2 separate regions of the Homo sapiens genome follow, and region 1 is linked to region 2. The links are chromatin contacts, found by Hi-C or POLR2A ChIA-PET in ENCODE. All regions are on one chromosome and are shown on one strand. The core of a region is the stretch at or near the end of the contact, and the rest is flanking DNA. Distances in the headings are between cores, read along the strand shown. Region 1 overlaps XXYLT1 (xyloside xylosyltransferase 1). Region 2 has its middle 120 kb from the start of XXYLT1-AS1.

What was found. A loop is a pair of places that touch in the nucleus more often than their neighbours do. ChIA-PET counts read pairs that join two places held with the same protein, here RNA polymerase II (POLR2A). Pooled maps may share reads with other maps.
Region 1: a loop to region 2 is called in a map of CD14-positive monocyte, with 2.7 times the contacts of the local background. The contact joins two enhancer-like sites. A Hi-C loop is called at or near these places in 2 of 168 maps with a recorded cell type or tissue (CD14-positive monocyte and endothelial cell of hepatic sinusoid) and 2 of 50 pooled maps. POLR2A ChIA-PET finds 5 or more read pairs at or near these places in 1 of 52 experiments (Panc1).

What each region holds. Positions count from the first base shown.
Region 1 is chr3:195,237,453-195,240,152 of GRCh38, reverse strand. The region is part of intron 1 of XXYLT1 (xyloside xylosyltransferase 1); the gene reads left to right. Among named protein-coding and RNA genes, the nearest start is that of XXYLT1, 32 kb to the left of the region's middle. RefSeq lists an enhancer at 1-111. Within about 2 kb of position 1,277, at least 11 of the 41 ENCODE cell types and tissues checked have a DNase peak (open chromatin) inside an H3K27ac peak, as active enhancers do.
Region 2 is chr3:194,974,817-194,977,516 of GRCh38, reverse strand. No RefSeq gene overlaps it. Among named protein-coding and RNA genes, the nearest start is that of XXYLT1-AS1, 120 kb to the left of the region's middle. Within about 2 kb of position 1,361, at least 4 of the 41 ENCODE cell types and tissues checked have a DNase peak (open chromatin) inside an H3K27ac peak, as active enhancers do.

The DNA of each region.
Region 1 (2,700 bases), core at 28-2,527, 260 kb before region 2:
CGGTTACATATTTTAGTTTGAACAACAAAGTACTGTTTGAGGACACCTTTGCCTGAAAAGAAAGCTCAGTCATTACTGAATTTAGATGCAGAAGTAATTAAAAATAAAAGTAGGCAGAGAAATTTAACACAGATTTAATCATTTCTGGGGCAGGATATTCCTGGGGTGGGATATTCCTGAAGGTTAGTGAATGGCTACAAATATATGATTATAGGCCGGTGAAGAACCCTACTTTGAGAAATGTCATTAGGTGATTAAAAACAACACCCAACTGCCCTCATGATACGAACATGGGTTCTTGTGGGTTGGGGTGACATTTCTGATGCCAACATTCTACATAAATTCACAGGGAACCGTATCCAACACATCCTAAACAGCTGGTGAGGAGGACGTGCTCTGGGTGGCTCAGCTTGACTCTGGGCTTCATAAAGGCATTGCTGTTGATGCACACGAAGGGTTTGAAGAGAAATTATTTTGTAAGCTGGGTGTGGGAAATAGTATTTTATAGTCAACAGGATTTTTAAGTATGTGTATGTAAACAAATTAATAAAACCTACAAATCGTGATCAGACTTTTTTGTCTACATTCCTAAAAATCATATATTCCAGGTTGGCATTAACTATTGTTTTGTGTCTTCTCATTGGCTAATTGCCTTCAGTATGGAAGTCATCTTATATTCCTGGTTTCCCAGGTTGTATGTTCTTCTTGCAGCTCTCGAGGTGGGGGACTTGAAAGGGAGGAGGGGAGGTCGAAGGGGTGGCCTTTTCTCTCCCCCATCCCTCTCATTTCCTCTCTTCACTCTTGCTTTGCTGCCCCCTGCCGCACTGCCAGGCATCAGCCCCTGGTCTGGGCAAAGGACCCCAGAGTATGACAGGTGCCAGCCCATCCTTGGGAAGGTTAGTTTGCAAACCTGTTTTAGTCTTTGGGAGGCCTGGGTATTTTGATTCACACTTGCAGGGTCTGTGATTTGCCTCTTGCTGCATAAAGTCTATTCCATGAAGCATACTCATTTATCTTTAAGCAGATTTATTATATGAAATATTCATGGGTGCAGGCTTGGCAGCACAGCGTCTGGAACAATGTACTGAGTACAGTTTGTCCTCAGAAGTCTATTCATGCTGATGGGATGCAGTTGTCTCCTGTGAAGCTTTGGGGTGAGATGGGGCCAGTAGGGAGTGAGCTGGCTGAGGATAGCTCTTCATCTCCCTTAGTTTGGCTGCAGCAGCCCTGCTCTGCGTGTATGCCTGCGCAGATCCGTTCTTTCTCTTCCTGCTTAGTGAACACAGAGGCCTTCCCTTCTGCGAGAACCCTCTTGTCAGCTTCCAGCTTCCTGTGTAATTCGAACGGATAGGGATGATTTGGAGGGAGGGAAAAGCTGGCTTAGGAGTGAAAACTGATCTGTGGGGAGAAGGCATTTCGGGGACTGGGAGGAGGTTTGGTGCTAACACTTAGGAGTAAGCACAGTGTGGCAACCCCCGGGCTCAATGTGTGTTCCACATGGCCCTGACAGACACCACAGGAAGCATGTGGTGACAGTCCTGTATTACCCACGAAGAAACTGGGGCTCAGAGAGGTTTAGTTACTTGCCCAAAGTGCAGTTCACTTAGTTTAGCAAACCTGTATGGATGTATGGGTGGCCTGTCATGTGGCCAGTGGCTGGATACAGGGCACAGAGCAGTCACGGCCTCTGCCTACGAGGAGTGCCCCATGCAGCCGATAGAGAAACAGAGCCCTGAAAAGTGAGTCAGACAGGGTGAGTGGAGCCCCCATGCGATGCAGGGTGTTAGGAAGGGCCTGGTGAATTGTGGGAGGCTGTGGGAAGGCTGGAGGGGAGGATTGGAAAACTGGATAGGATCTTACCAGGCAGATGGGGGCTGGGAGAGGTAATTACAGACGGTGGGAAGAGCAAGTACAGGCATGCAAGGATGTAGGTCATCCAGGTGTGGCCAGTAGACGGGAGACTGCCTGGTTCAGTGCTGCCCAGTCACACGAGGCGGGGAGGTCGGGGGACGGGGCCAGAACCACTATTGCAGCGGCTTAGAGGCCTTGCTAGAGGATTCGGACTGTAACTAAGGGAGCGACGAGTCGTCGGAGGTCTTGAAGCCAGGGAGAGAGAAAAACGAATTTCTCTATTTGGAAAACAATTCTGGAGGTATAACAGAATGGGGCAGTGGGGAAGGTAGGAGGTAGGGAAACCTGTCAGAGAGGTCGCAGGGGCAGGGGTGAGAGGAAGCGGAGGGGTGTGGGAATGAGAAACATAATTTGAGATTTCTGTTGGAAAATAGCAGGAACTGGTCTGGATTCTGTGTCTGGAAAAAAGTATTAAAAACAAACAAACAACAAACAAACCAGTAGCCAGAAAAGGATAAAGGAAACGGTACCTTAGAAGAGAAGCATGAAGACATTTTTAAAAAGGCTTTTATAATGAGGCAGAAGATTTAAAGTGTTACATAAAACAAGTTTTAGGGAATGAGGAGGACCAATGTGGCATAAAAGGTTTTTATGGTTAGGCTGGAGGTGGAGCAAGGTGGCCAAACAGAAGCCTCCACCAACCATCCTCCTCACAAGAACACCAAATTTGACAACGATCTACACCAAAAAAGCACCTTCGTGGGCACTAAAAATCAGGTGAGCGATCACAGTACCTGGTTTTAACTTCATATTACCGAAAGAAGCACTGCAGAGGGTAGGAAAGACAGT
Region 2 (2,700 bases), core at 112-2,611:
CCTGAGGGGTCCTGCATATGCCTGGATTGCAGAGATGTTCCTCTGGAATGACATTGTGATTGCATCTGTTGCCTCTAAAGGGCAAACAGTTTCTAGACCAGTATTTATGTGAGTTTCTAGGCTCGGGACATCCACACCGTGCTGGTAGCAATGAGAATACCTGTCCATAATTTTGTGTCATACAACCTAGAGGTTCAGATATTTTATTGGTGACAGTTTCCCTCATGGTCCAAGGTAAGTGACCCACTTTTGTGCCTAATATTCAGGCCAGCAAGCAGTTTTTCTAATCCCAGTTCCTAAACAGGAGAGCCCTTTCCTGACTCCTGGTTTCATTTGGGGAACTCAGTCCTAGTATTCCTGCTGTCGGCAAGGCTGTGGCCTTGGTGTCACTTCCTGGGCAAGAACTAAAGCTGCAGCCTTTCTAAACACCGTATGACTCCATTTCTCTGGAATTCTGGAAAAAGCAGAAATAGAAGGGCAAATATAGACCAGTAGTTTCCAGGGGAGGGGGAAGAGTTGGCTACAAAGGGCAGAAGGACGTTCGTGGTGATGGAACTGCTCCATGCCTTGACGGGGGTAGTAGTTCTATGACTGTATTTATTTGCCGGAACTCACAGTATTATATCCTAAAAAGGGCGAATTTCACTGTATGTAAATTATATCCTAATCTGGTTTTTAAAAGATGCAGGGTGATAAACTATCTCTATAGCTCAATATGATTTCTGATAACTTGAAAACTAAACCCAGCCTCTAAGGCACACACAGGGTGTAGCTCAATCCTGATTACCACTGCAAGACTCCTCTTTATTTGAGCATCCACAGATGCTTTTTTAGCTTCTGAGCTTCGTTATAGGTTTTGAAATTTAATTTTCTGTACTTTACCTAGAATTTCTATGTGTTTGGAGCAGGAGACCGACCATGGCAGCTCAGACCACTACCTTGACTGAGAACCAGGCCATCGGCACTGCTGGACATAAAGTCTCTGACGGGCCTCAGGACTCTGAAAATGATCATGCATTTTCCAAACAAGCAGCACACACTATTCTGGGTGGCAGGAACTGCCTTGCTTTCCTAATCTAGATGGTGGTTCTTTTATCCTTTCTCCCTCTTCCAGGTGTTTCCTTTGGAAGCACCTCCCCAGCCCAGGTTTCCGCTTCTGATGTCCCTGAAGTGCAGTCTGCCCCAGTGGCTGGATCCTCCCTGTAGTTGCTGAGGACTGGATCACCCCACAGCATTGTGTCAATGCAGTGGGTGCTGCCTCCATCCTGAGCTAAGGGCCTAAGCCAACTCCTAGGACTTGGCGTCCGGGAAGGCGTCTGCTGGCATCTGCTTCCAGTGCATGCTGGTTGCCCAACAATTTGGGTAAATAATGCCATTGCGTTTGGCTGTACCACTGGAAATAGGCCAACTCCAAGAGGTTGCACTGCTTCTGTCTTGATTATTTGCATTGGCTGTTGAAGTGATCTGAAGCTACTAAAACACAAAATGGATTCATTTGAGTGAATAGCAAAGAAGTTACAAATCCTTCTGTATATCATTTTCTCAAAAACTTAAGAGCATGTTACAAAATGTAGAGCAATACAGTACTTCTGTAAAACATACCCACCCAGATATGTGTGTGTGTGTGTGTGTGTGTGTGTGTGTGAGAGAGAGAGAGAGAGAGAGAGAGAGAGAGACTGTCAGGGCGGGAAGAACTCTCTAGAGAAGGGCCCTCTGGTTTTACTGCTATGGAAACTGAGGCTTAGAAAAGGGAAGTGGCCTATTGAAGGTCACACAGCTGGTTAGTAGACAACAGAGACCAGGCGGTCCCCTGAGTCCTAGTTTAGGACTTGTCCCACTGAGCCTGCCTGCCTGTGAGTCATGTGACACCTGTCAGATCAGCTGTGCTGCTGGACTTGCTGATGGAACCCAGCAGATAGTGGCCCTCAGGTTCCCCGAACCCAAGCCTGGAGAAAGGGAGAGCCCCTGAATCAGATGTGAGAATGATGAAGGCATGGCGGGCACCAGCCAGCATCTGAGCAGCGGAAGCAGAGGCTCCTTCCCTTAGCTCCGTTAGTGTAGCCAGAAAACAGAACATGAGTCCTAAGGCCCTGAAGGTCTGAAGCCTTGAGGGGTGCCCTCGTCACTGCTGTCATTGTGAAGGCTGCTGTCATTGTGAAGGCTGCTGTCATGAAGAAGGTGGAGCCGACTGGAGGGAAGGTGGTCACTCTCCCTGCAAATGCATTCATCTCCTTCACTAGTTCCAGAGCTCTTCAGGTCGGGCTGTGGAACAAGGGGTACAGCACTGACCTTATTTAGAATTGCAGGCACATGGTGAGAAAGAAAAGCAGATTGACCTTCACACAGGTCTATCACTGTTTTCAGCTCTTTACAGACAATGCAGGCCATCTTTTTGGTATCTGTGGGGACGGTCCTCACTGCCACCATCCCCCTGCATACCACCATCCAGAAGTCCCTAAACAGAGCTCCTCCATGTGGTTGTCTGCTAACTGCAGGGCTGGGTTGCATGGTCACCCTTGCATGAAGGCGCAGCTGGGAAGGCGAGCATTTTCCACTTTTCAGGCTCCACCATGGAAGGTAACAAGGGAGGGGCCTGGCAAGCTGCCGTGCCTTTCAGCCACAGTCCCCCCAAAGTCGGCAAGGGGGCCTAGCTGTAGCCCCCTTGGGAGTTTTCTCAGCAATCCATGGAGACCATCAGAC